Linked DNA regions of Homo sapiens: region 1 is linked to region 2. Evidence: chromatin loops called from intact Hi-C (ENCODE). Cell type or tissue: dorsolateral prefrontal cortex. All regions are shown on one strand. Links, peaks and the distances in the headings refer to the core of each region. The heading gives the core; the rest is flanking DNA.

What was found. Peaks named below come from ENCODE experiments on the same cell type or tissue, not always from the same donor. Only the 100,000 strongest peaks of a DNase experiment are listed, where the experiment ranks them.
Region 1: it touches region 2 in a loop (7-fold over the local background); 8 of 110 quality-filtered maps call a loop at or near these places.

The regions. Positions count from the first base shown.
Region 1 is chr7:22,182,001-22,198,811 of GRCh38, forward strand. It overlaps RAPGEF5 (Rap guanine nucleotide exchange factor 5), which reads right to left. Exons shown (of 26, transcript NM_012294.5): 10 at 11,915-12,033; 11 at 11,367-11,455. Among named protein-coding and RNA genes, the nearest start is that of RAPGEF5, 170 kb to the right of the region's middle. RefSeq lists an enhancer at 2,580-3,478. In dorsolateral prefrontal cortex, for the core only: no CTCF peak of the experiment used is centred there; a DNase peak (open chromatin) is centred at 3,819; H3K4me3 peaks cover 8,000 bases; H3K27ac peaks cover 8,000 bases.
Region 2 is chr7:22,242,527-22,259,337 of GRCh38, forward strand. The region is part of intron 7 of RAPGEF5 (Rap guanine nucleotide exchange factor 5); the gene reads right to left. Among named protein-coding and RNA genes, the nearest start is that of RAPGEF5, 110 kb to the right of the region's middle. RefSeq lists an enhancer at 1-190. In dorsolateral prefrontal cortex, for the core only: no CTCF peak of the experiment used is centred there; a DNase peak (open chromatin) is centred at 8,945; H3K4me3 peaks cover 2,389 bases; H3K27ac peaks cover 7,417 bases.

The sequences.
Region 1 (16,811 bases), core at 2,901-10,900, 63 kb before region 2:
TGAAACATGCTGTGAGAGATTAACATGCAGTGACTGTAATCAACAAATTGCCATCCACTAATACTCCTTCCTCACACTTTATACGACTATCTGAAGTACACACTCTTACACAAAAAAACACTTTGTTCCCCCATTTTCTGATAGAATGCTAAATTTTACTTGAGGAAGATGTCATAAACATTTTAAAATTCAGACAAGGACATCTGATTATCTCACTTTAAATCCAACAACCGTCTGGGGAGATGACACAAGATCTCTGAGAGAGAGAAACACAGAAAGAGAAAGAAGGAGACAGAGGTTTTTCAACCGTTGACACTGTCTTAAACACAGTTTCAAGTAATTTCAGCTGCCGATGTTAGAGTGAAACTATCATTTTGCTAAAATTACTAGGTTGTCAAACCCACAACTGACACAATATCTTGTCTTCATGAATTTCAGTATCTCTTGTTCCCTTCAATTTGCTACTCCAGAAATGCCCCACTTAAATCACACATTTAAACAAATTCCTGGAAATACAGCCAGACACTAACAAAACCACATGCGTTTCTACTAAAGCGCAATATTAAATATGCCAATAGACACGAAACTTCCTGAGAAAATATGGCAATTTACACATTTTTAAAGGTTTTAGAACAGAAATTTCCTTTCAAAAGAAATGAAACCCCAGTTAGCACTAACTGAACTGGGAAATGATGCTGTAGAAATTATTTTTCCAAAGAAATAGAAAAGTAATATATGTAGCCTTCTTCTTTAAAGGGTACACCCTGTCAGGGAGACAGGATATCAAGAGAATATTAAACAAGGTATTATCTGTCTCAAATTTATTTTTATGAGAAAAAACAAGTTATATTGAGGATTTATGTTTCAAATGCAGCCTTCATCCTACGTCAAAGAGATTATATAGATGTAAGCCAATATCTTATCCATATAACAATAAAAGCAAGGACTATTATTAGGTCCTCATAGTTTGCTATTAGATTTTATATTTGAGGCTGGGAGCAGTGGCTCACGCCTATAATCCCAGCATTTTGGGAGGATGAGGCAGGTGGATCACCTGAGGTCAGGAGCTCAAGACCAGTCTGGCCAACATAGTGAAACCCTGTCTCTAGTAAAAATACAAAAATTGGGCATGGTGGCACACACCTGTAGTCCCAGCTACTCGAGAGGCTGAGGTAGGAGAATCTCTTGAACCCAGGAGGGGGAGGTTGCAGTGAGTCGAGATGGTGCCATTGCACTCCAGCCTGGGTAACAGAGTGAGACTCCATCACAAAAAAAAAAAAAAAAAAAAAAAAAAAGATTTTTATATTTGAAAACAGATTGTAATTTTATATATTTGATTCTCTGAAACTTGACAATTTGTGTACATACTTATGGCAACTCTCAGTGGAGCAGAATATTTTATTACTTGTAATAATTTATCCTCCAGTTGTTCTAGAAAATTAGAAATTTACTTAACTACAAAGAAAGAACCAAAGTTCTCTATGGAAGTCTAGCTAAAAAGATGAGTATCAAGTTGGGCATTTGAGGTAAAGTATTTCAGGTGAAGCAAATTAATGTAAATAAAGGATAAAAAGAAAACAACATATGCAAATATGAATAAAGTAGAAAGTCCACTGACTTCTCCATCTTCCATGCTGGCTGCAGTTTACACAGGAAAACCGGGGTTCAGGGGTTGAGGTCAGCACTGAAACTGACTTCGAGGAAATAAGCAGTCACATGCATATGTCATTTAGATAGAACACCGTGTGCAGGAACCTCCAGATTATCTCACCTTCAGCCTCTAGGACAAAACCTCCACTCTAACCTGTCAGAAAGTGGTTAACATTTTCCTTCAAAGTATTTAAAGAAGAAAGTCCATAAACTGTTAAGATGCCCAAGTTTTCCATAATTCTTATAGTCTGGAAGCTAAGGATCTAATTTCTAAGGTCATTCTTTCCCCCTCATGTACTCCTTTTTCCATTTCCTATCTTCAGATCCTCCTGAAATTAATTTCCTAGAACCCTATAATACTTTGGTTTGTTTCTGGCATGCTCTAGACTTCCACTTGAACTTTCCGTTTACAAAGTCTACTGTAAAATGGTCAACCTTTTGTGGCAAAAGCCACATCTGCGAAGCCAACTGTAGTTTCCCTTTAGTTAAATATTACAAGTTAATTACCCAATGTCTTATTTTCTAGTTTATAAATAAATATACATATACATTCCTATGCATTTATCGTAGTAAATTCTAACAGTGGACACAGAATAAACAAGGGTGGAGGATGAAAGCAAATCATAAAATTAAAAGTTTAATGAAAGTATTCATCTCTCCACATAGTTCACTAGAAATATTAGGTAATCATTGAATAAACTACTCTACATTTTTCTGAATACTTTCTTATTTGGAAAACTGTAACATTTGCATAACCTTTCATGCTGAAATTGTTTGTAAAATTAAAATTCAGATAATAAACTACAGCTCAAATGTGGTACAAACATGAAAATGATGCAATTAAAAAATGCATTCCAATGATCCATTCTCATTCTAAATCGAGATTGTTTCCCTGAAAGGTATGCTATACTCCTATTAAACATATCCCTATCCATTAAATATCTTCCTTTGCCCATTGGTTGTGTTGTAATGAAAACTTCCACATTTTTCCGTTATTAATCAGTGTATGTTAATGATCTTATGCTTCAGCTGGGTCTCACTTCACTTCACCTTGCTTCATTAACAACAAGGGTATTAATTAACCCACAATCTACTGGCAGTGTAAAAGCATCAGTTCCCTTGTTATCATACATACTATTGCATGTTCAAAGGTGGTGAGAATAGATTAACCCAGAAGATGAGCACCTCAAATGAAATCCACAGTCAAAATTTAATTTTTAATCACTTCTCATGTGAGTAGTCTGATACAGTGTCAGCTGGAACTAGGACCTCTCTCTCTTTCTCTCTCCTCTCTCTCTCTCAACCTTTTTGAAGCAGTTAGCTCATCCAGTGGCCATTCTGCTCACAGCTGGAATCCAAGAAGCAGGTCTTTGTGCTGGAGATTAGAACGCTCTTAAGTGGGTACTGAAGCACCTGATTTGGGGCTTATAGCTTGAGTTGAATGTAGATTTTTACTTCAATTATGCCTTTCATCCATGATTCCAGTCTCTAGCAAAAATAATCTTCGGGATACAACTCGGAATATATTTGGGCTCATTTCCCGATTCAAATGGTGGCTCAATCACTAAGCAACTGAATTAACTTCTACCTTGGCTTCTATGTCCATTAAATGGGGATAATTATCTTGCAAAAGGATCCATCTAATGGGACAAGGTTTGAATAAATAAACTGGTGTCTGGAGTAATCTTTGAACCTGGTTCTCATAGCTAGAAGGGTCCTCAAATGTCATCTGGCCTAAAGCCTCTGCTTTTATAAGTGAAACAACTGAGAAAATTTCTACACAATTCTAATTATCTCATCACTTTGTCAACACTAATTTATAAAGCCTTCCAATGCTTCAATTATGGTCAACAAATACCGTACATTATATTCTCCATGCTAGTAATTAGGAGAGAAGCTCAAGGAACTACCAAAATCCAAACCAAACCAAAACAAAACAAAAACCACAGCACACACATTATAAAGTAGAACAGAAATCATATTCTAACTTGAGCACTTTTTCTCTCTTGACACCATTTTGGGGATTTGTACTGTCACTGTGGACAGCTGTTTCAAGTCTTTGCTTTATCTGGAAAAACAAGCCCTTACCAAACAGTGGTACTCTTCATCTGCATCTGAGGCACACCCAGGGCAGCTGGAGTTTGTGCTAATGAATTCAGTCTCTCACTGATTTTTTTTTATTAGCATGTATGCAAACAAATTAATCTAATTTTTTTTTTTTTGAGATAGAGTCTTACTCTGTTGCCCAAGCTGGACTGCAGTGGTGCGATCTCAGCTCACTGAAACCTCCCCCTCTAGCATTCAAGCAATTCTCATGCCTCAGTGCCACCACTTCTGGCTAATTTTTGTATTTTTAGTAGAGGCGGGGTTTTACCATGTTGGCCAGGCTGGTCTCGAACTCCTGACCTCAAGTCATCTGCCCACCTTGGCCTCCCAAAGTGCTTAATCTAAGATTTTGAAGTGACAGTTTCTTAAAGCTGAAAAAGACTAAGTAGCAGCCCAGTCCAGTTACTTGCCTTGGATAAAGCGATTTTCACAGTTTAAGATGGTAAAAGGCTGATATCCTTATCAAACATTTCCACAAATGCAGATTCTATGGGTTCTAACAATAGTGATTTACCAACTGGGGATACCTATGCATACTTCAAATTTCTTTTATGTTATTTTTAAAATTTCAATTAAGTGTATTTCTTTTGATTCTGAACTTCGTTGCATTTGACCAGAAGTTTCACATTAATTCTTAAAATACTTTAAATACATTAAAAGATCCTCCAGCTTTTTTATTTTTAAAGACATGGATATAGTTATCCCAAATTAGTGCCTATAATGATATTGGTTATTTAGCAACCCATCATCTAATATACAATATTTTCCTACTTATTTTATTGTCTGATTCCCTCCAATAGAATATAAGCCTTCAGGAGGGTAAGGAGTTTTGTGTCTATTTTGTATCCCTGGCATTTAGAACAGTGCCTATGCATTTGGAGGTCAAAGATATTTAAAGGAATTAAATAAATAAAGGAACTAAATTTTTCTAAGGTATTCAGAAACTCAATAACTAAAATTCACAGTTACATTTTTTATAGAAGCAGTGTATAAAGCTAAAAGTTAAGGAATTGCCAGGAAATGGCTAGTAGAAGAGATATGATGTAGTATATTTCACCACTGAGGGAAAATTGCTGCTTTTCTCCTGCAACACTATTTCTGAATATCCCAAAATGGCTTGGTAATAAAATTCTGCAAATGGAATTTAGTAGTAGAGTGATAAATCAAAGCTATTCTTTAGAAATGTTATGGCATAATTTCTCAAAGGAACTTAAAAAGTTTCCCATTGGACAAGGTTATATAAAAACACACTTAAATCATCACCAGGTATGGCCACTGAGCCTTGGATTCTAAGCTTAATACCCCGTTAACATTCTAACAGCTCTACGAGGCTGAAGAAATGTAGCAGTAACATGAAGTTAGACCAAATTTCCTAAGCCCTCGTGCAAGGGCTATGTGATGGTGTTTTCAGCATAAATTGACTTTGGAGGTCATCTACACCAATTCTCAGGTCTCCCTCCCACCTAAAATTCTATGGTTCTGTAACATATTTTGCAAGGAAAGAAAATATAGATCCCTTTGAATCAAAGGGTTTTAGTGATGAAAGATACTTTAGAGATCATTTCATTTATTACTTGCTCAAAGTCTCAGGCTGTTTTTTTAATGGAGCCCAGATTCGGTACTCAAGACTTTAGAATCTCATTTTAGTAACCTTTCTACTCTGCTATATGCATTTTCTCCTTTCGTAAAACATTATTTCTCTCAGAAGCATTCTTGGCTGTGAAACCTAAGGACCATCCAGGAATTTGTGTCATGTGACAGAACCCACACAAAAATCCAAATGGCTTTTCACTATAGTCCCACCTTCTCATTCCAAGAGATGAGAAACCAAACATTTTGTGTGTCCAGTACCTCTGTTCCCTCTGATGGTGTCCTTTTATCCAAAACCACTTTAATGGAAGGACTGGCAGTGTAGGTTTGTCAGTTATGAACTTCTCAAGCTGCAGAACTCCAGGACAGGGGCCAGCGGACATGAGGCTGGACATACAGTCCTGTCAGAGGGGTTGTAAAGGGGGAACGTTGTTCCTAACTCTCTGTATATCTATAACCAATAGAAACCTAGAATTGGTCTTTCAAAATATGGAAGTAAGACAATGTTCTATTTCAGTGTCTTTCAACTTGGCTGCGGATTGCATCACCTGGGGAACTTTTAAAGACCTTAAGGCCTAGGCCCCAACTCAGCCCAACTGAATTAGGATCTCTGGACATTGCTGTTTTGTTAAAAGCATCACAGGTGCTGCTAATGTGCAGCTACAGATAAGCTACACTGGTCTGTTTATTACATGACCTTACAGAAATAAAAAGATATAAATACAAGATAATGTCATGTGCATATCAATTGTACAAAATCATGAAAAGACTTACCGCCATCTAAATATTTACCTACCCTCAAACATTTTTAGTACAGCAAAAGCCATGCTGCTACGGGGTTATTATGGTCTGGCAACCTGGGAGAAAAAGCCTGGAAGAAAGGCACCCAGGATCATTCCAGGAATGCTAAAAGGCAAGGTAAGCAAGGAAGAAGTTCACTTACGTTGTCTTCTATCTTTCCAAGGGGAAGAAGAAAGATATTCTTAATTTTCCTCCATGAAAATTACATAATTAAATATCAAGGGATTATCATGAGCTTGGTGTTGGCAGGAGACAAGATTAAAAAGTTAATAGAAAATGAGGTGCCTGCCCTCACTTTACTTAATGTTTTATCAGTGCAATGCTTAAAAAACATCACAGCCGGGCGCAGTGGCTCACATCTGTAATCCCAGCACTTTGGGAGGCCAAGGTGGGTGGATCACGAGGTCAAGAGATTGAGACCATCCTGGCCAACATGGTGAAACCCTGTCTCTACTGAAAATACAAAAAATTAGCTGGGCATGGTGGTGCGCATCCGTAGTCCCAGCTACTTGGGAGGCTAAGGCAGGAGAATCGCTTGAACTTGGGAGGTGGAGGTTGCAGTGAGCCGAGATCGCGCCACTGCACTCCAGCCTGGTGACAGAGTGAGACTCCGTCTCAAAAAAAAAAAAAAAAAAAAGTCACTAGGTTGACCATCAAGAGCTTCTGGACTCTATCAGTTGAGTGAGACACTCCTATAATATAAAACAGGCACTTTCACAGAGGTTGTTTCCTCTTTAGAACAGTAACGAACTCACTTTTTCAATCACATGCTCAACCTACTATGTGTTGCTAAACGCCAGCTCCCCAACACTGAGGTATCTCTGAAAGAATCAAGGCAAGCTGTGTAGACACGTCCACACAGAGGCATGCTAACAGAATATACTGAATGATAACCTCATGAAATTAAAAAAAAAAAAAAAAAAGCAGCCATACCTAAAAGAAATCAGGTCAGGCCTAATGAGAATCAGCTGGTAGGCTTTACCTATTCCTACTATTCTATTCTCTGTTGGCTTTTTTTTTTCTTGGAAACTTGTAATCATAAGTACATTTTCTTCAAAAAGATGAATAAGGAAATGGGAAATAACATATTTCCTATGTTTTCCCTAAGGTAGACCTGTCGTAACACAGATTCAGAAAGAAAAATCAGTAAGAAGGGGTTTCTCCATGTAATCCACAGTTTTCCCCCTGCTTTGAAACAGAAATCATCGTTCACTACAGAAGTATCTGTAAGCAAAACACACTTTATCCTCTCTAGGGAGGAGAAAGGGTTAACTAGCTACAGTCACCAGCAGGACCACCACAGAGCAGGACTGGCTGGGCCCAAACCTGCTCCCCCATCCCTTCAACTCCTCTAACTCACAGCTCCTTGTTTTTTTTCTTTCTTACCTTCCTCGTAATTCTCTCATGTAAACCTCATGCCCAGTGATGTTTGCCCAATTTCTGGGAAAAGATAAAGCTCCAGAAACAATTTGATTTTCCTCTAACATTTCAAAATATTTCAAGTCAAAACCTGAACCTTGGAAAAAAAAAAGGAAATCTTTGAAAACAGCTTCAATCACTGTCCAGGTTCACAAATATCTAGTTACCAGACTCATAGTTTTCCTACTTTAAACAATGAAGAACTATCAGACAAAAGAAGAAATGTTGAAAAATTTAGATGACAATGAATTTCATTGCTGCTTGCTCTCAGGGAGTGTTATTGCTAACTTAGTAAACAAAAAGGGAGCTTGTCACAGATGAATGAACATTTCAAAACTGGCTGCAAATAAAGACCCAAATGCCTGGTTGGTTTGCTTGTTCCTTATCAGCACTTCCCATTGATCTTCTCTTTAAAAGTTTAGGAAATTCACTCGGCTAGGCAGAGTGGCTCACGCATGTAATCCCAGCACTTTAGGAGGCCGAGGCAGGTGGATCACGAGATCAGGAGTTCGAGACCAGCCTGACCAACATGGTGAAACTCTGTCCCTACCAAAAATACAAAAATTAGCCGGGCGTGGTGGTGGGCCCCTGTAATCCCAGCTACTCTGGAGGCTGAGGCAGGAGAATCGCTTGAACCCGAGAGTCAGAGGTTGCAGTGAGCCAAGATCATACTCCAGCCTGGGTGACAGACAGACACTCCGTCTCAAAAGAAAGAAATTCACTCATTCACTCATGCATTCCTTCATTCCATAGATATCATACTGGATGACTTCTTGCGCCTTTCACTACAAAGGAGGAAAGATACGTACTTGAGGGATTATGAAAATAGTATACATAGTAGGTGTGTGCGAGTCAACTCATTTAAGAAAATCATTAGTAGGTTGCTTTTAAGCATCTCTAGAATTATTTTTCCTTTAAAAAGCTTGATTTGCTGATAGAATACTATATGAATTTAGTTGTTTCCTATTCTATTCTTGAGTCCAGTAACAACAGAAATGCCTTATCTTAATAGCCCTGGCATTCTCCTCCCGGCTATATTCAATGGAGTAAACGTTATCTATTTGTATGTTAACATCAATCAGTAATCACTTCCACTTGTCCTGTGGGAGCACAGAGGGCCTCCTCTATTGGGTCCTGCACCTACATTTTCACAAATTAGTGACTTTTGTGGGAAAGCGATGAGAAATTACTCACATCTCTTGTTCAGTTATCTTCCCCAGCCTCTGATGGGTCCAAAAATGTAAGAATCCAGAACAGGCTCATCCCAGCCTCCAGGACCATTCCTTTTCTCCCATGGACCCTCTCCTCCTCACTGCTATTAGGCCATGTGGAGGGCCACCATATGGCTACACGCGGCCCCAGATGGCTCCATCTCCGTAAAAGGGGCGCTCAAGAACATAAAAATGCTGCTGTGTACTTTTATTGCAGCCCCTTCTCATTTTCCTCCATCTGTCCTCCATATGGTTTATGCAACTCTCTTCAGCTCCTGCACACCCGGGCCTTTGATAATGAGGGTTGCTTACCTGACCGAGATAAAGAACTAGAATTCACCTTTGTCAGCGACAAGGGGTCCTGTTACTTTGAATATCTGATTTGCTTAGTATTCGAGCTATTAATATCTCCTTTTCTTCAATTTGCACATGACATTTATTTTATATTTATTATATTTCTTATAATCTTATTAACAGAAACCACATGGTGGATTTTCTGTTGTGTTTTCTCCAAGTGCCGTTCTTGAAGTTTGGAAGAGCTACACTGACTTCCACTTAGGCATCTCTTTTATATACACATTAATCATTTTCTCCAAAGTTGACTTTTCCATTTTCATAAAATCTTTCTTTGGTGAAAGTTGTTACCATTTTGCCACTCAGATGTCTCTGCAAAACTCTAAAGTTTCATTTGTGTCCCTCCCCCAAACTCTAAGGAAATGAGCAGGAATTAGGTGAGGTGACCCCAACCAACCCCTTCTTCCCCACTTAGGTTGGTGCTAGGAGAGTCAAGCCATGAAGTCCTGGTCCGCTTGGCTTTGTGAGCACATGGCAGAAGTGACACATGTGATCCCAGGGGTTGGTATAACTGAGAAGAAAGCAAGAATAAGTCACTAGACAGGATGCAAACCACTATATTTCCCAATAGCAGGCAAATTCTGACATTAGCAACAATAATAAGGGTGATTTGTCATTCTCAGTGTTAAGTAGTGGGAACCTGTGAGCACCTGAGCCATTTTCTCAAAAGTAAAGAGAACACAAACTAATGACAATTAAAAAGAAAATGAAATGAAGCTAGGCCTGGGCAGGTTATAATAATTTCCCTGCTTACTAATGTGACCCAGACACAAAGTCTTGCACTATAGAACTGTAGTGTTATTAAGAAGAAGGAAGTATTCAATCTTTCTAAACCTCTACTAAAGTGTCTTTTCCATGACAGATAATTTGTCTGTATTCTAGTTCAAAACACCTGTGTAAAGCAGTCTGGTAATCAGTAGACTGAAAATTAGACCCACCTTCCATGATGATTACATTTGATGAAGCAGAACATGGGAATAGTGCTCAAATGCACAAAATATTAATCTACAGACATACAAAATCAACCTAGCAAATGCCAAGAGAATATGTTTTTCTTTTAGCTGTTTATTTAGTGCATATAAATGACAACTACTGATTTTGTCTTCAAACATATGCAAAATAAGGTATCTATCTGAATTTTAAAATTACACAATAACTTTACTGTAGGATACATGATTAGGTCATTTTGATACTGTTTTTTTGCCCACTTATGTATTTCACACATACTTGTTTCTCTTATTGTCCTTTAGAATGCAAAATAGACCCAGACATCACCTATGTTCAGACAAAACTCCAGGGACACAAGGAAATTCTTGTTCCCACCTAAGCTGTCATTTCACAATCCTTCTTGCATGGTAAAAACCTAAGGAAACTGTGGGTCTCACAGGTGCTATGGTAGGAGCAAACAGTGCATTTTAGTTAAGGGATCAAGTTGCAAAATGCAGGCTACAGTCAGAGGCCTATTCATTGGAATAACTGCTCCAGCATGGAACAAATTACAAATTCTGGTTAAGAGAAGCAAGTACTCTCCCTTCTGAGATAAAGGAAGTTACAGGTAAGTCATTTTGTAAGTGGAACAGTAGTGTTTCCAAAAGTGTATGGGTGAAAAAGCAAAATGAGTGTTTTACTCTCAGATTAAATTTAAAATACAAGAAGTCTGATCGATAAGGCTTTAGTGCATTACAGTTTCTGCTCTGAAAAGCTGTGAGTATCATAGTCTGCACCTCGGGGCTTGTTCTGACCAGGCAGTTTGTAAACCACTTGGAAAAAGGCAGAAGTTGCCACTAAGCATGTAGCTGCTGAGTAGTTGCATTAATTGTTGACATTTCAGCACGGAGGCTGCTGCCCCCAGCTCAGCACTGCCTACATGCCAGGTGAACGCCTGCTAACCCTCCTCCTCCTTGTATTTCTTTCCATTGAACATGGGCTATTGAATGTTGGTCTCTTGCCAACTGCCTTTAGGTGAGATTTGGGAAAAATTGCCAAAGAAACAAGAACAGCTGCCTTCATATCATTTTCTTTGTACAGCTACTTCCCAGGGAGCTGCTTGGGATCTACATGTGTCCATTTATTGGATTTAAACAAATCAGCACAAGGCAAGGGACGAGTCGCACAAAGCATATGCTATTTCTCCCCACCCCGGTTTCAGCTAACAGTGGGAACCTTGCCCCTGAGGGTACTGACAAGGGCATCAGCTGCTATCAGTCTGGAAGCATGAGCTACTCAGAGCCTTACCTGTTTCTTTGTCCTGGACTTCTTCCAGGTGCAAGTCATTCAAAAGGTGCTCCAAAATCTTCTCCGGGGTCCCGGACACCACCACATATCTGTCAGAGAGCAGAGAGTCCACTGAGTCATCCTCGGTGGAAGACTGCGAGCGGCTGCTCCATTCATCGTCCTCATCCTCCTCGTCGATGTATTTGAAATAAGGCACATCGAAGGTAGGCAAGGGCAGCTCTCGGTCTGAGAGCGCCGCGGCGGAATCTTTCCTCTCCAAATGAGGGTCAAAGACCCTCAGCCGGGAGCTGCCCATTGTGAACGGTTACTAACAAAGGCATCCCCTAAATGCTAAAAGATCTTGCCATCCCTGTCCTTTCACTGGGAACTGAGTCCATCTGGCTGCTAAGAGCTCTGCAGTCAGCTAGAACGCTGGAGAGGCGGAGAGAAAAGAGAGGGAGGGAGGGTAGAGGAGGCAGAGAGCGAGTGAGATGGAGCAAGGGAAGGGAAGGCAGGCAGGGAAAAGGAAACGGGAGCGCGTGCCTCTGTGGCTGCAGGGAAACTCTCACCTCCAATGGCTCTCCGCACTCCCAGCTGTGGGGGCTGGGCCACAGCACTGCACTTTCTTCAGCACCAGGACGCTCTGGTCTTGCTCTTTAACCTGAACAGTCGTCACTTCATCATCTTGCTTTAATTGTGGACAGGGATGATGGATGAGAGAAGGAAAAAGAGAGAGAAAATTAAAAGTGGGGGGAAAATGGAGCTAACTCAAGCTGTATTTTCTAGAGTTGCTTTACAGTATCATCTCTTCAAAGATTGAGAATAAATTAGGAGTCTGGTCAAAAATCTCCCTCTAATATTAAAGTATCCAGGCTCAAGTGCTATGAAAACTTAAAACATTAGACAGACATAAATACTTTAAAGGAAATAGAAAACAAAGTGGAGGTGGAATTCAGAGTTTATTTTTAAAACTACCTAAACAATTTAGGGACTACAAAGTTCAAAGTTTCAAAAAGCACAACATACTAATTGCATGTATACTATATTCTCTTTTACCTGGTAGATGTTTATTAAACACTCTATTAAAGTTGAATCATACAAAATATACATTATTGAAACATTAAGACAATGAGTAAGCCCTATTCAGTAGTTGCAATCAATACATATATTCATTTACTTTACACCCTTACTTTAAAAGGCGGCAAGAAAAAAAAAACTACCCACTCCATCATTCAATTCAATTTTTTTTTCAGACTTGAGATGGCCTTCAAATTTATAATGTACTAGTTTTGCCAGAATATAAGCAAAAATGGATCTCTAGTTAGAATCTCATCTAGGCTGAAATTCGGATGCCATGGATGACTGCACAGACTTTCTTCACCTCAGTCCCTTTTTAAAAAGGAGAGATGGCTGAACACACAGATTCATTTCTGCACACACAGCTTCCACAGCCCAGAGTGAGTGTGGCCCGCTGACGTGGCTCTGTCACAGAGGACAGCTTGCTGCTGACCCAGCAGGGTGGCCTCCAACTCGGAGCCATGAACACTTCCAGAGTGTTTAGTGTGAAATTCTCCTGATGTGCAATACCCAGTAAGCGTACGGTAGCCCGGGAGAAAGGAACTATAAGATGCATGTCCGAAAATCTAGCTTCCCTATTTCTGAGGATTGGAGCAAAAGATTAAAGGAAGAAAAGTTGACAGTAAGTAGGTTTCACCTTAAAGATGATGTCACCTCTTTAAAAAAGGCACTATGTGCTTAGGGCTCCTAGCACGTTTCCCCTACTTACAGAAAATCCTACCTACCTACGGTCAGGTACAAACATGAAAGAGGATATCCCCACCCCCAACAGAGAAAAAAATATCCATTGTGCCTTATTAATTGGTTCTACAGGCTAATCAGGGATGTCAATGTATTTGATTCACCTTTCATAAGAAGAGGAAGGCACTAATCTTGCCCTAATTGCCAGCCAAATCACTGATAACAATTGTGACTTTACCTCCTGGTATTCTGATTCCTAAGAAAATGCAATAAGCTAATAATTTAAGTCCTCCAGGATTTTCTTAAAAACGAAAAATATTTGTCATTCTAAACAGCAATATAATTTTATGATCATTCTTTTTTAATCTTTTAGTGGTAAATAATTTCACTATGTAAAACCGATGTATTACATTTCAGCAAGGTCAGACGCGTGCAGTTACTGTGGCAATTAATGCTGGATATTCATTGTGAAACTCCCTGAGGACGACAGTGGGACTCCCGTAACATGAATACCAATGTGTAATTGCTATCTTTCATTTCTCCAAAGGGGTTCCTTTGTTATCTATGTGGCTGAAGTGAAATAAGGTGGCTGGAGAGAAGTGCATATATTGACCAAAAAAACCCCCCAAAAAACGAAAAACAAAAAACAAAAAAACAAAAAGGCAGAATGAGGGTCTGGGATGCTGAGACACACAGAACAAACAAATAATTCTGTTCTCTGAAAGGACAAAAATCTTTCCCTGGTTTCCTTTAATCATGCGCCAATACTCATTTTATATGAGCTTGCTGTCATTCTGAAGTACGTTTTACATTCTATGTGCATGTGATATATGGCATTATTAACTTCCACAGGCCATGCACATACATATGGATGGGAAGGGCTTCTCTAATGCCTGTGTAACTAATATGTATTACATGGCTGTGCACACAGCAGCCACACTCTGCCAGGCAGGGGAAGAGCTGAATCATATTGATGTACTATCAATAGCATCTATGTCATTGTGATAGTTTTCCATTTTGAAGACCTATTAAAAATAAAGAAGAGAAAAAGCAGAAAAATTAATGTACAAAGGGAAATATGTTATCTAAAATTGCCATAAAAATGTAATAATCCTACGAATTACATCTGGCTCTCAAGAAGGAAAGGTAAATTAATGTTTCCTGACCCCTGCATGCTTAACTAATTTCTCATCCTGAGAAGGAACAGAAGTACCATAGTTGAGGTTCTGGGTATGAAATTTTATTCTTGTGCTTGATTGGTTAAGATTAAAAGTATTAAGAGAATTAATAACAGAAAATATATTCAATGACAAATAGTTCATGAAATGCAGGTAAAGTATTAAAACACTTAATTGACATTCATTCAACAAATAGTGAGGGCTTGCTCCCTTTGCGTAAGGCACTGTTCTGGACACCAAGCGGCAAGTGAAAATGAGTGAGGCAAGTACCCTGCTCTTAACTGACAAGTTAATAGGCTCCATGACAACATAAGTATAACTGGGTCAGCACCCTAAGATGTGGCCAAATGCAAGAGACAATGCAAAAGTAGAATCCATGGGATCTGACAATCAAAGATAACTATGGGTGACTGTGAGAATGGAAATACCATTAAACAGGGGAGAATGTGTATGAAGGAGCGGCTTTGGTGAGACAGATGCTTCTGATTTTAAACGCTGATGTTTCGTACTAAGACAGCCTGCCTGCCACAGACGTTTAGCAAGCAGTTAGAAATAAAGAACTAGGCCTCTGGACAAAGGTCAAGGGTAGAGACAAATTTATGAATTATTTAAGCTTTGGTAATGGATGAGATTGTTAAGGAGGAACAGTAAAGAGGCAGAACTATGAACATTGGGGATTAAAGGAGCTAAAATCACACTAAGGGGAAGAAGTAAAGTGGGAGAATATTCGAGTCATGGGGGAACCTACGTACAGAGAGAACATGAAGACCACTACCAAGATGAGCCAGGAGGAGAGCCAGGAGAGCGCTGTATCAGGAGACCCCAGGAGAAAGCCTGCCTGACACTGTAACATTTACAAAGATGGTAAGTCTAAGAAAAAGTGATGATGAGGTCACTTTAGGTCAGGAGTGGGGAAAATGTGTTAAACTGTGAGTGAACAAGGAGGAAGAGAAGACTACATCTTGGAAATTTCATTCTAAAGGAAATAAGTCAGCTTGAAGAGACCCATTCCTCCCAAATCAAACCTGTCTGAAACAGGCAGTAGAGAGAACCTTTCAGATGGCAAACGTTGAAAATCATCTAGCTTGACACTACGACACTCAAGAAGTCATACAAGTAACACGAGTTCCAATGCTGTTTGCCCTTAGGTCTGTGAACACATTAACTGAAGATGTTAACTGATAGGAAGGCATTTGTAGCCAATGGCTTGTTATACTTCTTTTCATCTCACAACTTTCTTGGCCTAACTCTTATTTATCCCACAAAGTTCACTTCAAGAATCACCTCCTCCAGGAAGCCCCCTGGTCTTCAGTTTGATCTTGTTGGCCCTTCTGTGTGACTTCACAGCACCACATGTATCCTTATAATTCAGCACTCTCAGGAGCACTTACTGATGCACTTTCTGTCCCCGCCTTGCCCAAGCTCACTCATGGGCAAGTACCCTATCTTCTTTGACTTTGAATTCCCAATAGTTAGCCAGGTCTTGACATTTCACAGACACTCAATTAACATTTACTGAATACGTTTATAAACAAAAGATGAATGAATGCATTTGCATTTTAAAGTGGAGGTTTAGAGAGCAACACATTAAATCTCTTTTTTCTTTTTTTTTGGGGGGGGGTGGTAGGAGGACATTCTCACTCTGTCACCCAGGCTGGAGTGCAGGAGCACAATCTCCACTCACTGCCACCTCTGCATCTTGGGCTCAAGTGATCCTCCCATCTCAGCCTCCTGAGTACCTGGGACTACAGGCACACACCACCAGGCCCAGCTAATTTTTTATTTTATTTTGTAGAGACAGGGTTTTACCATGTTGCCTAGGCTGGTCTTGAACTTCTGAGCTCAAGCAATCTGCCCACCTCAGTCTCCCAAAGAACACCTTAAATCTCTAAGAATACATTTCAATTGGTGAATTGTGATACAGCCCAGAGAGAAGGGACATTTTGCTGAGAGGCGCTCTTCCTAAGGAGGGATCGTCAAACTCTGCTGGTGTTCATCAAACTCCACAGGGCACTGGCCTGCCCTGCTTTGCATCCTGACCATCAGCTTAGCTGAGGCAAATAGACTGGGCTAACCTGAGAAGAACAGCTGGCATGCTTGTTACACTGGACAATGTCAAAGCTAGGCAAGGAGTTACATATACATCAGATCAGAAGACCTGCTTTAATTCAGGGTCTTAGCTTGAGAGTAGCTCATGTGAGATAGCACCGAGCCTTGGCCACTACTTAAGATAATATAAGTATTTTGTGAAGTGTAAAACATCATGCAATTATTAGTTACTGGACCATTAATACCTAATATAATTTTATTCCATAATGGTAGAGGTAATGACAACTCAAGAACTAAGGAGACAACACTGCCATATGCAACAAACAGAACCACCAGGAATGGGCAACTGGGGAGGAATCAGCCACAACCAGGCAGATAAACCTATGACAACTAACACTTACTGAGGGCTTACCATACAGCAGGCAAAGCTAAGGGCTGAAGATCCACTACTTTACCTAATCACTATAATGATCCTATGAGA
Region 2 (16,811 bases), core at 5,464-13,463:
AGGGCAGAGTGACTGGCATGGTCCATGTGGCTCCAACAATCCCTGCATGCCAGGGAATGAGCGATCCAAAAGTGGGGACTGAAACCAGCCCCAGGAAGCAGCTACATCTTAAACAGACTTTTCATTATGAAAAGAGTTCAAATTGCTGGGCGCGGTGGCTCACGCCTGTAATCCTAGCACTTTGGGAGGCCGAGGCAGGCGGATCACCTGAGGACAGGAGTTCGAGACCAGCCTGACCAACATGGAGAAACTCCATCTCTACTAAAACTACAAAACTGGCCGGGCATGGTTGCTATTTGGGAGGCTGAGGCAGGAGAATCACTTGCAGGAGAATCACTTGAATCCAGGAGGCAGAGGTTGCGGTGAGCCAAGATCACGCCATTGCACTCCAACCTAGGCAACAAGAGTGAAACTCCGTCTCAAAAAAAAAAAAAAAAAAGAAAGAAAGAAAGAAAGAAACAAGAGTTCAAATCAGAAACAACTACAATATTGCTCAGTGACAGTGGGTAGCAACTTGTAAGGACCACAGAGCCACTGTCAAAAATAAAGAACATAGCATTTCCCCTCTACATTTCAGTGCAGTTAATAATTCTGAAAGCCTCTATATTACCATTTTTGAATATCAATGTAAGTACTTACGGCTCACAAAAGAAAGCAATCTCATAAGACTGTCAAATAACGAAACTAAGCCAAAATATATTTGGGGATAAAAAAGTTTTTTTTGTTTGTTTGTTTTTGTTTTGTTCTTGAGACAGAGTCTGACTCAGCCACCCAGGCTGGAGTACAGTGGTGCGATCTCAGCTCACTGCAACCACTGTCTCCCGGATTCAAGTGATTGTCCCAAATCAGCCTCCCGAGTAGCTGGGATTACAGGCACCCACCATCATGCCCAGCTAATTTTTGTATTTTAATAGAGATGGGGTTTCACCATGTTGGCCAGGCTGGTCTTGAACGCCTGACCTCAGGTGATCCACCCGTCTCGGCCTCCCAAAGTGCTAGGATTACAGGCATGAGCCACTGTGCTCAGCCAAAAAAAAATGCTGATAGAGCATTAGTTATCAGCCCAATCTATTTCTTAAGTTTTAATTTTTAATTGACAAATAAGAGTTGTATATATTTATGGGATACAATAGGATGCTTTGATGTATGCATACATTGTGGAATGATTTTAGAATGACTATGTATACATTGTCAAGTGATCATATCAAACTAACATATCCATCACCTTCCATACTTATCATTTTTTTACAGTGAAAACATTGAGAATCTATTCTTTTAGTAATTTTGAAATAGATACTACATTATTATTAACTATAGTCACCGTGCTGTGCAATCGATATGGAAAAGTTAGTCCTCCTATCTAACTGAAATTTTGTACCCTTTGGTCAACATCTCCCCAGTCCTCTCCTACTGCTACCCGCCAAGCCTGTGGTTACTACCTTTCTACTCTCTACTTCCGTAAGTTCTACTTTCTAAGTTCCACTTTCTAAGGTTCCCACACGTAAGTGAGATCATGTAGTATTTCTCTTTCTGTGCCTGGCTTATTTCACTTAGCAAAATGTCCTCCAAGTTTATCCATGTTGTTGCAAATGACATTATTTCCTTCTTTTTCAAGACTGAATAGTATTCTATTGTGTGTGTGTATATATACATATATACACATATACGTGTGTGTGTATATACATATATATATACACACACCATATTTTATTCATTCATCTGTTGATGGACACTTCCGTTGATTCCATATCTCAGCAATTGTGAATACCGTAATGCAGAAGTCTTCAACCCCCACGCCACGGACTGGTGCTGATCCATGGCCTGTTAGGAACCAGGCCACACAGCAGGAGGTGAGCGGTGGGTGAGTGAACATTACCGCCTGAGCTCTACCTCCTGTCGGATCAGTAGCGGCATTAGATTCTCACAGAAGCGTGAACCCTATTGTGAACTGCACATGTGATCTAGGTTGCATGCTCCTTGTGAAAATCTAATGCCCAGTGATTTGTCACTGTCTCCCATCACCCCCAGATGGAATCATCTAGTTGCAGGAAAACAAGCTCAGGTCTTCCACTGATTCTACATTATGGTGAGTTGTATAATTATTTCATTATATATTACAATGTAATAATAATAAAGTGCACAGTAAATAATGTGCTTGAATCATCCTGAAACCATCCCCCTACCCCAGTCCGTAGAAAAACTGTCTCCCATGAAACAGGTCCCTGGTGCCAAAATGGTAGGCGACCGCTGCTGAAATTAAAATGAGAGTGCAGATATCTCTTCAACATACTAATTTCAATTCTTTTGAATAGATACCTGAAGTAGGATTGCTAGGTCATATGGTAATTACATTTCTAGTTTTTTGAGGAAACTCCATATTGTGGTATGGCTGTACTAATTTACATTTCCACCAGCAAAGTACAAGGATTATCTTTTCTTCATATCCTCGTCAATACTTATCTTTCATCTTTTTGCTAATAGCCATTCTAACAAGTAGCAGGTGATAGCTGACTGTGATTTTAATTTGCATTTCTCTCATGAATAGTAATATTGACCACTTTTTGCAGGAACCTGTTGGCTATTTGTATATCTTTGACAAATGTCTATTTAAGTTCTTTGGCCATTTTAAAATCAGGTTTTCTTCCTATCATGTTGTTTCAATTCTTTATATATGTTGGCTATTAACACCTTATCAAATGTGTGGTTTATAAATAATTTTTACCACTCTGCGTGTTGTCTCTTCATTCTGTTAATTACTCCCTTTCTTGTGCAGAAGCTTCTTAGTTTGATGTAATCTCATTTGTCTTTTTTCGCTTTTATTGCTTGTGCTTTTGGGGTCATTTCCACAAAAATCATTGTCTAGACCAATGTTATACAGATTTCCCCCTATGTTTTCTTCTAGAAGTGTACAGTGTAAATTCACACATTTAAGTCTTTAATCTATTTTTCATTTGTTTTTGTATATGGTGTGAGATAGGGGGTCCAATTTCATTCTTCTGCTTGAGGATATCCAGTTTCCCAGCACCAATTAAAGACTGCCCATTTTGTATATTTTTCAAGTCCATGTTGAAGGCACTAAGCCATATTTCCTCTCAAATAAATAAAAGTACATGTATTTTGAATTTCCACATAAACTGAGAAAACCATAGGCTACTTCAACTATTTGGCTTTCTTCTTAAAATATCAACATAACACACTCTTATTCAAGATAGTACTGGAAGCCCATGCCAAGCAATCAGGAAAGAGAAAGAAATAAAAGGCATCCAATTAGGAAAACTATCTCTCTTCACTGATACGATTCTATACCTAGAAAATCTCAAAGGCTCCTGGGACTGATAAGTGGCTTCAGTGGAGTTTCAGGCTACAAAATTGATGTACATAAAACAGTAGCATTTCTATACACCAATAATGTTCAGGAAGAGCGCCAAATCAAGAACACAATCAAATTTACAACAGCCACACAAAAAACAAAATACCTAGGAATACATCTAACTAGAGAGGTGAAAGGTATCTACAAGGACAACTACAGAACACTGCTGAAAGAAATCATAGATGACACACACACACACAAAAATGGAAAAACATGGATTGGAAGAATGAATATCGTTAAAATGGCCATACTGCCCAAAGCAATCTACAGATGCAGTGCCATTCCTATCAAGCTACCATTGTCATTTTTCACAGAACTAGAAAAAACTATTCTAAAATTCATATGGAATAAAAAAAGAGCCCAAATAGCCAAAGCAATCCTAAGCAAAAGGAACAAAGCCAGAAGCCATCATATTCACTGACTTCAAACTATATTATAAGGCTACAGTTACCAAAACAGCATGGTACTGTTACAAAAATAGACACAAAGACCAATGGAACAGAATAGATAACCTAGAAATAAAGCTGCACACCTACACCCATCTGATCTCTGACAAAATCAACAAAAATAAGCAATGGGGAAAGGACTCCCTATTCAATGAATGGTGCTGGGATAACTGCCTAGCCAATATACAAAAGAATGAAATATACCCCTACCTTTTACCATTTATAAAAACCAACAAGATTGATTAAAGATTTAAATGTAAGACGTCAAACTATAAGAATACTAGAAGAAAACCTGGGAAGCACCATTGTGGACATTAGCCTTGGCAAAAAAAAATTATTACTAGGCCTTCAAAAGCAATTGCAGCAAAAACAAAAACTGACAAGTGGGACCTAATTAAACTAAAGAGTTTCTGGACAGCAAAATAAATTATCAACAGAGTAAAGAGACAAACTACAACATGGGGGAAAATATTTGCAAACAGTGCATCTGACAAAGGTCTAATATCCAGAATCTATAAGGAACTTAAACAATTGAACAGGAAAAACAAAACAACCCCATTAAAAAATGAGCAAAATACGTGAACAGACACTTTTCAAAAGAAGACACACAAGCAGCCAATAAACATATGAAGAAATGCTCAACATCACTAATCATCCAAGAAATGTAAATCAAAACTCCAATGAGTTATCATCTGACACCAGTCAGAATGGCTATTACTAAAAAGTCAAAAGACAACAGATGCTGGCAAGACTGCAGAGAAAAGGGAATGCTTGTACACTGTTGGTGAGAATACAAATTAGTTCAGCCACTGTGGAAAGCAGTTTGAAGACTTCTCAAAGAACTTAAAATAGAACTACCATTTGACCCAGCAATCCCATTACTGGGTATATTTCCAAAAGAAAATAAATCGTTCTGCCAAAAAGACACATGCACTCATATGTTTACTGCAGCAGTATTCACAATAGCAAAGACATGGTGATGCGGTTTTGCTGCATCCCCACCCAAATCTCATCTTGAATTGTAGCTCCCATAATCCCCTCGTGTCATGGGAGAGACCCAGAAGGAGGTAACTAAATCATGGAGGTGGGTTTTTCATGTGCTGTTGTTTGTGACAGTAAATAAGTCTCAAGAGATCTGATGGTTTTATAAAGGGCAGTTCCCACACACACTCTCTTGCCTGCTGCCATCTAGGACATGCATTTGCTTCTCCTTCACCTTCTGCCATGATTGTGAGGCCTCCCCATTCATGTGGAACTGTGAGTCCTCCCCATTCATGTGGAACTGTGAGTCCATTAATCCTCTTTTTCTTTATAAATTACCCTGTCTAGGGTATTTCTTCATAGCAGTATGAAAATGCACTAATATAAATAAAACCAACCTAGAGACCCATTAATGGTGGACTGGATAAAAAAAAAAATGGTACATATATACCATGAAATACTATGCAGCCATAAAAATAATGAAATAATGTCCTTTGTAGCAATATGGTTGCAGCTGGAGGCCATTATACTACGTGAATTAACGCAGGAACAGAAAACCAAATACTGCATGTTCTTACTTATAAGTGGGAGCTAAACAATGGGTACTTATGGACAAAAAGATGGCAACAATAGACACTGTAGACTACTGGATGAGGGAAAGAGGGAGGGCAAGGGCCGAAAAACTATTACGTACCATGCTCAGTACCTGGGTGACGGGATCATGCATACCCCAAACCTTAGCATCACGCAATATACCTAGGTAAAAAACCTGCACGTGTACCCTTTGACTCTAAAATTAAAGTTGAAATTTTTTTTTAAAATCATCAAAGTAAAAAGAAACAAAAAACAAAAACCCTGTGCTAGAGTAGGCCCTAGAAAAATTCCCTTAGAGGGGCCCGGATCATTCCAACAAATGTGATCTTTTGATGACACTGTCCATTTGGTTACAAGGCTAACCACGAAATTAGTTGACTCATGGAGGCCTGTTATAAACAAAACATATCAACTTCAACTAACTTGGATTTAGGTGCAAATGCTAAGCTTGAATTCTAAGTCTTGGGTTAGTTTCAGTGATGAAGCTGAGAACTAGAGATGTGAGGTGCCCGATGTCCAAACTTCCAGACTGGGTGTGTTGCTGTAATACTTGTGAGGCCCAGTGATGGAATCTGCCCCTTCCCTAACCAGACCAGATGGACACACCACTTCCCTGAGGACCACAGGCTGCTGGGACAATGCCCCCAACTCCTCCACTGTCAGCAAGAAGTATTCCTAGCCAGAGATTATTGATAATCTCCTATTTCCTTAACCTTCCTCACTAATCCCCAGCAGCGCAGGGAAGCTTGCTTTCTTAGGCATAAGTGATAAACGCGTGTCTGCTCTGTAAGGCCTCTCACACAGAGGGGAAGAACTTGCACTTAGTTCTACCTCCGGAACTAGGAGGTAGGAAATGAGCCTTTTAAACATGCTAAAACAATACTAAAAATCAAAGTGAAGAAGACTAGAACCTATAAAAGTAAGATGGCAAATTGTATGGGTCATGCTTTGCTCCCTATTGTAGCCAGGGTGGAAGAAAATCGGCAACATTTCTAAATACTACCATCTATTCCTAAGCCTACAAAGACAACCTCAACTGAAATTTCTCACAGTCATTCTTCTACCAGAAAACAATAACAGGATAAGGTGTAAACTTCCTCAACTGATTTTAATAAGTCTTAAAGCAAATGCTTCATTTTTATTTAATGAAAGTTAGCTACTTCTTGGCAAAAGGAGAACCAGACAAGCCCTTGGGACCTGCACACAGTTTACGAGGATATGGCTTAGTTCAGATACACTTAATTGGAGCCAGGCTTAAAGTTATTTACCCTTTTTGTTTTGTTTTGTTTTTTAAGATGGAATCTCACTCTGCCACCCAGGCTGAAGTGCAGTGGTGCGATCTTGGCTCACTGCAACCTCAGCGTCCCAGGTTTCAAGCAATTCTCCCACCTCAGCCTCCTGAGTAGCTACAGGCATGCACCATCATGCTTGGCTAATTTTTGTATTTTTTTTGGTAGAGGTGGGGCTTCATTATGTTGGCCAGGCTGGTCTCAAACCCCTGACCTCAAGTGATCTCTCCACCTCGGCTTCCCAAAGTGCTGGGATTATAGGCATGAGCCACTGCACCCCACCTTATCCTTTAAACTAGTGCAAATCCGCTCAAAAAAAAGAAAAGCCTTGACAAGTTTAGTATAGAAACTTTAGTTAGAATATTTGCTTATTCCTGACTCTCCACCAAACAAAGCTTGGTAATAATTCTCCTTTTATAAAGCTTTCACTGGTAGAGAAACACAGAAAGTTAGGCAATTCTCCAATAAATAAGGTAGTCGCAGAACTATAACATATATGTTTTATTCTATGGTGACTGGTTTCTTAGACCACCAAACACCGTTTATAAAACACCAGCTCATTCCCTAACTCTGCGGGTCATACAGACTTTTGAATGTGATTGTCAAAGTCTGGCATCTGAATCACTGAGGGCTAACGGCTGGTTAAAATCTAGATGTCAGGGCCTCAGTCTATACTTAAATAAAGCCCCATGAGGTACAGCCCAGGAATTAGCACTATTAAAAAGTGCTGCAGGTAACTGCTATGCAAATTAAATTTGACGACCACTGCTTTAGAAAAAACACAATTTTATTTAGTCAAGGGGGGACTTTGATGCGGCTATCAGAAAGGGACCTAGGATTATTTTACAAAGTATCTATCTATCTATGGTTCCTTATCTCCAAACAAAAACACTTAACAATAAAATGTACCACTTAAGCTGAAATTGTACATGCCTTCATTGTACGTGCCTTCATTGACTCCAGGGTGAAAATGTCTATCACTAATCTTATCCCCAAAACAAATCTTAATCACTATATGACAGTATTTAAAATACAGTATTTTTATAACCTATCTGAAAAATGCAAATAGCTAGAACCAGGGCTTGCTTATCTGCTTAAAAAGACAATGTCTGATTTAGAAACTCTCAAGTGTTAAGTATTTTTTATTACATGAGTGAAAAGAATAGTATATAAATTTCACTTTTGTCATAAGCATCACTTATCCTGGTGGAATTCAGCTGAAGCAAATTATGCACTTTGCATCACTTACTATGGAATATTATTTACTTTTCTTCACATACCATGTTCATGTCATTTCCAGTTTTACTGAGAACAGTTCCATTTGCATGTCTGTTTATCCAATTAGACTTTTAATGTGACGAAGGATGGACACTAGCTGGGTCATACGGCCAGGACAAAGATTTCCCTTGATAGCTCTTACTTGTCAATACAAATGACAGAAGAAAATGTCCCCGGGGGGAAAAAAAGGCCTTCAGTAGATTTTTACTAGGAAAAAAGTCGATAAAATGAAAAAAGTTTAGGAAGGAAAATAAATGATTAGTAATTATTATTCTCATATTCTTGTGGAATAGACAGCAATGTATAATTGAGAGAAGGGGAGCTTCCTAGTACTTGGTACTTAGGACATGACCTCCAGCATGGTACTCTAGTCATCGACCAAGCCTACCTCTGCATTTTATAAAAGAATGGAAACTGAGGCTGAAAAAAGACAGTGATTAATCAGGGGGAACACACCCAGTGTAGGAGTCAAATTTCCTGGCCACACCCCCAGAACTGCTAAATTTTGGTAGAAGCCCATGTTTTCCACAGAATTTCATAACTCTATAAGAATAGCATATGGCAAGGATTTTTCTTCTTAAGGAATATTTTAGTATATAAGAGACATGATTTTAGCCATTAAAGTTTTCTGTTTAATTATGTGATCTCCTAATATTTCCTCAAATATTTTAATATTTAATATTTTAAAACATCTACAGATTGCAAAAGCAATAATAATATTAAAATGTTGTACCTTACAGAGAAGCAGTCACAGAATTGTAAATTCTAAAAATAAATCATAGACAATGCCACCCCCCCAGCAACCACTCACGTACCCTCCAGTGCAAACCTTTATTTACCCAAATACACAGAATTTGTCAGATACAGCGTTATAAGTGGATGCATGTCCTGTTTAGGGCACCTGGTAATTAGCATAATGGCCTCTTGGGCCCTGCCTCAGAATGCTGGGTGGCATGTATCACAGATTCATCTGGGAAGCAGCTTCCACTAACCAGGGAACCAAGGACAAAGGAGCTGGCAGGCTTCAGGGGAGTAGCTGCCCAGTCAACAGTGTATTAAGGACAGCCATTAGTTGCCACAATCAGTTAATTAGCTCAACAAATGCAAAACCTAAATCATTAAATAAAGTGGCCCTGATTGCACTGCTGACTTCTGATTTGGTATCACTAACCCAGCAGGGTGAGAATGAGGTAGTTCCACAAAAAATAAAAACCTGTCCACATTGGGAAAATGATATAGGATGGGATTTCATTTTCATGAAAGTTGAGCCCTGCCAGGAAGTTTCATTGACAAAAAAAAAAAAAAAAAAAAAAAAGTGGAGGTGCCAGGGAGACCTCTGTGTTTATGCTTTGAAATTTAAATTAATTTAAATATAAATTGCTCTCCCCTTTTGTCATTATGAGAAGGAAATAAAATGTGGGTTTCAGATCTCTGGTGTGTAAATGGTCATTAACTTTCATTTGACCTTGGGTACAGAACTAATATTGGATTTATGCACAGGGTACACTCATTATGCTCATCTAGTTTCCTCACAAAAAACATGTTCCCAGGAGCTGCAATGCTGGAAGCTGCTTCTTAGCTCTCAACTAGAAAACTTGATTCTCTCTTTAATGCCTCTCCCCCGCCTTACACCCACCTCTCTGCTCAATGTCTCAGGAAACTGTTTCTCCAGGCTTAGCAATGTGTATAAAACATGTGCAAGAAGAAGTAGGACTCTGAAGAGCTTAAAATCATTGTCCTGGACCACACAAGACCAGACAGTAACCTGCTCTGGGCAACGTCACCTTACTGGCACCATCAGTGTTCAGTTCTTCCCAGGATCAAATTCCCTACAATAGGAACAAGCTTCCACTTACAGCAATTCAATTAGCTTTGTCTACTAAGTGTTACACAGCTTGACTGAAGTGCCCCAAGTATTTTTGAAAACCAAGACCTCAAAAACCTTGGATTCTGGAGTATGCGCTGCTGTAGTTATAATTATTCACCTCCTTGGCAAATCTGTTTCATTTACTATCTTAATGGGCATGACCATATTGAAGGATTAAAAAGAAAATCATCTTGCCTTGCTTTCTGATTTTCTTAATTCTAAACAATTCTCAGGGTTAAAGGAATCTAACTTCTTATACTCACTACTCTCAGATCTCCTGCTCATCAGGAGAAATCTGTGAAAAGGGCTATTTTCTTTTATAGTATGCCATTGAATGGTTATTTATCATTTCGACTTAATAGCTCTAATTACAAAAGATAGTGTCATGGGACTTTTTTTAAAGGCAATTTTCTTTGTATCCCAGTGGGAGAGTTAGAAAAAATTTACAAAGCATCTGCTGAATGCATTTTCAATTATTCCTGGGCTTTACCAGTGCTATTACTTTCTTGATTGTAAGAATTTTACATTTTCAAATATGCTTTAACTTTACAATGCATTAAGAATTACTGTTTTAAGATTCTTATGATGGTTTTATCTCACTTAAAAAAAAAAGAAAGATACAACCCATCAAACATTGAATTGATCACTGCTCAACAAGAACATGCACTGGTGGAGACAGGACGTGAATATACAAAATTTGTCAGCAAGCAGGGACAGAAGAACGATCTCTGGAAATGTTAGAACAATGAGTTATTATAGCACTGGAGAAGGAGACAGATTTTACAAACTTCAACAATCAGCATGGTGTTAGGCAAAGCTCTCTCTTTTGGGGAAAACATCCTAGGAATCATCAATCAATTAGGAAGACAAGAATGTTGTGTTGATTATTTTAGGGGAAAACACATGACACTTCTTTCCTCTTGGCTGACAAATGCTAAACAACACATTCAGCGGGGTTATCAGACAATCGGTGTTGGCCTGTGCTGACCAGAAATGAGAGTGATGGGCGCTGCTGGACACAGTATCGAGGATGTGGCAAAAGAAAAGAAAAGGACAGAAACAAACCATCTGGAAAAATCAATTCTGAGAGGATCCTGGTCCATCCTTTGAGAGGCTGTGAAAGTCTTGGGAAATGTACGTGGTTGAAAATACCACCAAAAAATAAGCATAAACTTTTAATTACTTAAATACAGCCAACAGACTCCTCTTATAACGTAGCATTTTTTAGCGTAAACACTCTTTATTAGAACACTCAGCAATTAGATGGAAAGAAGATCAAAAGGAGAGCATTCAAAATAATATCTCTATAGCTTTTTAAGATAACTTAAATTTCTTCCAAAAAAATTAAACACATATTATCAGAAAGGTAAAGGAAATCTGAGATGACAATAATTATATTAAGCAAGTCAGCCTGTCTTTGCTGACCCTAATTTTATTACTAACATCCATTCTAAAATCCCATTTGTCATGCATTCTCCTAAATATTAGCTATGTATTTACCAAAGGATCAAGGTAAAGTCTAATATGGTGCTACGTTAAAAGAAGAACCTGTCAACTAAAAATAAAAAGTAAAAATTTATAAGACCATAAAAGCAGAAGCTATTCCACAGGTATAAAGGTTATTTTTTTCTTCTACACATGAAAAAGGGAAAGCCTTATTTATACTGTTAAAAATATTCTATCATCAATTTCATTTCTTGTGACAAAGCAATATGAATATCTTGTCTTTGGAATATTCTGCTCCAAAGTAGAATATGCCTTTTCACTGGTGTCCAGTTTCAAACCTCACAAATGCCTCGCATGGTGAGTCCTGCTAACATGTGACTGCTCCCAATATTACATACATATACTTGAAAAGGGGGCTTAAAACCTCTAAGTTTTCCAAAATCGTGTTACTGGTGATGTGATTGTTACTCACAGTAGATCTGGAAAGCTGGGACTTTAGACAAAGGGTAATCAAAAGAAAAAAAAAAAAGGCCGGGCATGGTGGCTTACACCTGTAATCCCAGCGCTTTGGGAGGACGAGGCGGGCGGATCACCTGAGGTGGGATGTTTGAGACCAGCCTGACCAAGGTGGAGAAACCCCGTCTCTACTGAAAAAAAAAAATTAGCCAGGTGTGGTGACACATGCCTGTAATCCCAGTTACTTGGGAGGCTGAGGCAGGAGAATCGCTTGAACTCAGGAGGCAGAGGTTGCAGTGAGCTGAGATCGCGCCATTGCACTCCAGCCTGGGTGACAAGAGCAAAACTCCGTCTCAAAAAAAAAAAAAAAAAAAAAATCAAACCCCTCAGATTGTCTCATAGAGCAGTCCTCAACCTTTCTGGCACCAGGGACCAGTTTCACGGAAGACAATTTTTCCATGGACTTGGAGAGGAAGGGGGAGATGGGATGGTTTTGGGATAAAATTGTTCCACCTCAGATCATCAGGCACTAGATTATCATAAGGAGCACGCAACCTAGATCCCTTGCATGTGCAGTTCACAACAGGGGTCGCGCACCTGTGAAAATCGAATGCTGCCACTGATCTGACAGGTGGTGGAACTCAGCGGGTAATGCTTGCTTGCTGCCACTCACCTCCTACTGTGCAGCCCAGTTCCCAATATGCCACGGACAGGCACCAAACCATCGACCAGAGATTGGGGACCCCGAGTCTAACAGGTCCACCTTGATTACCAGATCCTGGGGTTTCCTACTTGAATGTTTTACCTGGAGTTCACTGTCATGGCAAATAAGAGTTAGCAGGTTGTTGAAACCATATGCCCACCCCAAATGCCTATTTAAGCTTGAATACAGGATTATAAGGTCATATAGGATACATTCTTTGAACATAGGAATCAAAGATGTATCCTATATGATCTTAGAAAAAACAATTTAACGTAAAACATTGGCTTCTCTCTTATCCGTTCTAGCCTCTTAAAAATAATAATGTTTTTAAAAGCTAAACACAATAAGCTAGCTGGGCACCATGGCTCACATCTGTAATCCCAGCACTTTGAGAGGTCAAGGCGGGAGGACTGCTTGAGCCCAGGAGCTTGAGACCAGCCTGGGCAACATAGCAAGACCCTATTTCTACCAAAAAAAAAATTAAAAATTATCTGGGCATGGTGGCACATGACTGTAGTCCCAGTGACTTGGGAGGCTGAGGTGGGAGGATCACCTGACTCTGGGAGGTAGATTGCAGTGAGCCATGATCACACCACTGCACCCCAGCCTGGGTGACAGAATGAGACTGTCTCAAAACAAAACCAAAACCAAAACCAAAAACACAATAGGCTAAACCATTTTATACACTTTGATATATCATATATATTGTAATATCTTAGTAAAATATTTTGGTACATGAAGAACACTTTAACCTGAATTCCTGGCTGGTTTATCCTAGAAAGAGAGAAAAAATGTTATTACCCACAACTTGAAGAGTTTATGAGTTTTCAATTCATTCCTTTCAATTTCCAGGAACAAAAGCAGAATAAGAATGCCTTTTCACAAGTTACATATTTACTCTCATTATCTTGAAAATTACTAATCAAGAGTGGGAGTGTGGCTGGAAATGCCAGAGACCAGGTGTTGGAAAACCTGAGTCTGCATTCTGCCTGCAGACTTTCTAGCCTGTGTGAGTCTCAGGGTGGCACCTCCTCTCTAAATCTTGTGATTGAGACAGTGCAAACAATTCCTTCTGGGGTGATCACATTACTCTTGCCTGCCCAGCAGCCATTCTCCCCTCTGCTGGTGTTCTTTGTAGAGCCATGTATTTTGCTTGTGTGGGGTTGACTTGACCTGTCTACTTCCCCCTGCCATTCTCCTGCTGCTCCAGAGGTGGGCACTTCATCCTTCCAACAAGATCGCTTAGCAAAGCTTCTTTTGGGGCTATCAGGACAATCCCTCGCTGAGACTGTTAAACTCTACAGAGTCCTTGAGGCAAAAAATTCCCTTTTTGGTTTTCAGTTAGTTTTTCTGTCACATGCACCTAAAATAATCCTGAATAAAATAGTCCCAAGGTTGTGACTGAGGTGAATGAATGTAAAAAGTGAAAACATTGTTAGAACAGGATTTTTAAATATTAGAGCTGGAAGGAATCACTGAGGTTACCAAATTTTACGCCAGCCCCTGCAAGATACAAATTGAAATCACAAAGCCGAGGTCGCAAAGACACGTAATGACAAAAATAAAACAGAGCCTGGAGGTCCTTCTTTCCTTTTCAAACTTTAAAATCCCAGATACTTTAGTTTTAAAACACTTAACTAGCTATGGGCTAAGGACAGAGAGTGAAATTTAAACACTGCCAAGGAGATTTACCACTATGAGATTTCTGGCTTTCCAGAAATAGAAGCCCACCATGGCACAAATTTCATATGATCTAAAGATAATGAGAGCTAAAAGTGCTTTGGATTCCCTGGAAAAGGGAAGTAACACATCTCCCAAGACACTAATGAGCCAACATTAGCAGGAGAATAAGCAATCCAACAACGAGAAAGAAGTGCAAGGATATCTGTGCAAATTTCTGCAAATCTTATGAAGCCTTAAAATGCTATTCACATCCACTAAGGTTCGCTCTTAGGGTAGAAAACTGTTCAAAGGCACATCCTAATGGCCTTTTAGAAAATTACAACAAATAGATTTTTTACTAAGCTTACAGCCTTTAATTATTCATAAAACCTACACTGATTGGCAGTTACTTTTATTTCTGTTTGTACAGTGGGCTGAAACTAAAAATTTTTTACATTAATGCTCATTTTAATAACCTCTTGCAGTTAGACAGAAATCCGGCAGGACCACCTGTGCCCTAATTAACAGTTTTACTACAAGACATAAGATAGTAGGGTAATCAATTCCTTCTGTCAAGCTCCAGATGTGCCAGCTATCATTTTAAATACTTTTTTATTTGATGTATATTAGCTTATTTTTCTTCTCCTTTAAAAAGTATTCAATAGTTTTAAAAATAAGAAGCATACATAGAAAACACCATTCTGCAGCTGGAACTCTACTTAATTAAGGCCATGCTTAATGGTTCTGCGTTTGATCACCTCCTAAAATCACAATAAGAAGTTTACCTTTCTCTGACAGTCACTGACTCATTAATGCATTCTATTTATGAAACATATGCTATGATTTTAAAACAGCAGGGGCCATACTTGTCCTTGCTCACTATTGTATCCTGTGTCTTACACTGCATTCAGCTTATAGTTTGTGCCCAGCTAGGGTTTGATAAAGGAACAAATGAATACAATACCTATGACTTAGGCTCTTTTGTACCTTGCCATTGTTCCTTCACATCCACACTCAATGCCAACTCAAGCATTGAGAATGCACAGTGAATCAGTCAGGTATCTCTAATATTTCCATATTTGAATTCTTTGAATACAGTAATATATATCTTGTTGGTTATTTTTACCCCTAGATTGTTTCCCAAATGTATTGTAGTTCAGGGTGGGGAGGGGTTGTAAGAAAGAAATGTCTTTGTTTTTTCCTAATACAATCTTCTTCATTTATATTGCTCTTCTAATCAGAAAACATTATATTTAATTAAAGTCAGGGGCAAAATAAGAATGACAACTATCATTGATATTATTCAAACTTATACTGCAAGGCTCTAATGAAATATTATAATATGGGAAAAAAGGAATTATATGCATTGGTAAACATAGACAAAACAGTCATCATTGACAGATGATGAATTTGTCCATGTGGAAAATCCAAGATAATTTTTAAGGAAGCTATTAGAACTCATTGGAGTTCAACAATTTTAAGGGACACAAAATCGAAAATTCTCATACAACAAAAAAAGAGCCAACTAGAAGAGATAATAGATGTAGATACAGATAAACTGATTCTGAAGTTTTTATGGAGAGAGAAAAAACTGAGAATAGTCAACACAAGATTGAAAGCGAAGAACAAAGTTGGAAGGCAGACACTACCCAATTTCAATACTTAACGTAAAGGTACAGCAATCAAGACAGTGTGGTATTGTTGAAAGAATAGACAAACAGGCCAGGTACGGTGGCTCACGCCTGTAATCCCAGCACTTTGGGAGGCCGAGGCAGGCAAATCACCTGAGGTTGGGAGTTCGAGACCAGCCTGACCAACATGGAGAAACCCTGTCTCTACTAAAAATACAAAATTAGCTGGGCATGGTGGCACCTGCATGCCTGCAATCCCAGCTACTCAGGAGGCTGAGGCAGGAGAATCACTTGAACCGGGGAGGCAGAGGTTGTGGTGAGCCAAGATCGCGCCATTGCACTCCAGCCTGGGCAACAAGAGCGAAACTCCGTCTCAAAAAAAAAAAAAAAAAAAAAAAAAGAATAGACAAATAGATCAATGGAACAGAATAGAGAGCCCATAAATAGACCCAAATATAGTCAATTGATCTTTGACAAGGAGCAAAGGCAATATAATAGGGAAAAGACTGTCTTTTCAACAAGTGGTTCAGAAACAACTGGATATCCACATGCAAAAGATAAAATAAAATAAAAATAGAACCTAGACACAGACATTACACCCTTGAAAATGAACTCAAAATGGGCCCCAGACCTACATGTAAAATGTGAAATTATAAAACTCCTAGACTATAACATAGGAGAAAATCTAGATGACCTTAGATTTGGTGATGACTTTGTAAATATAAAACCGAAGGCATGACTCATGCGAGAAAAAATTGATAAGCTAGACTTCATTAAAATAAAAACATTTCTGTTTTGCAAAGACACTTAAGAAAATAAAAAGGCAAGCTATGGAGAGAAAATATTTTACAAAAGACATATCTGATAAAGAACTGTTATCCAAAATATACAAAGAACTCAAACTCAACAATAAGAAAACATACCAATTAAAAAATGAGCAAAAGACCTGAACACATACCTCAACGAAGAAGACATACAATAAGCACATGAAAAGATGCTCAACATCATATGTCATTAGGGAATTGTGAATGAAAACAAAGAGATATCACTACACATCTATTAAAAGGGCCTACTAGAATGGCCAAAAT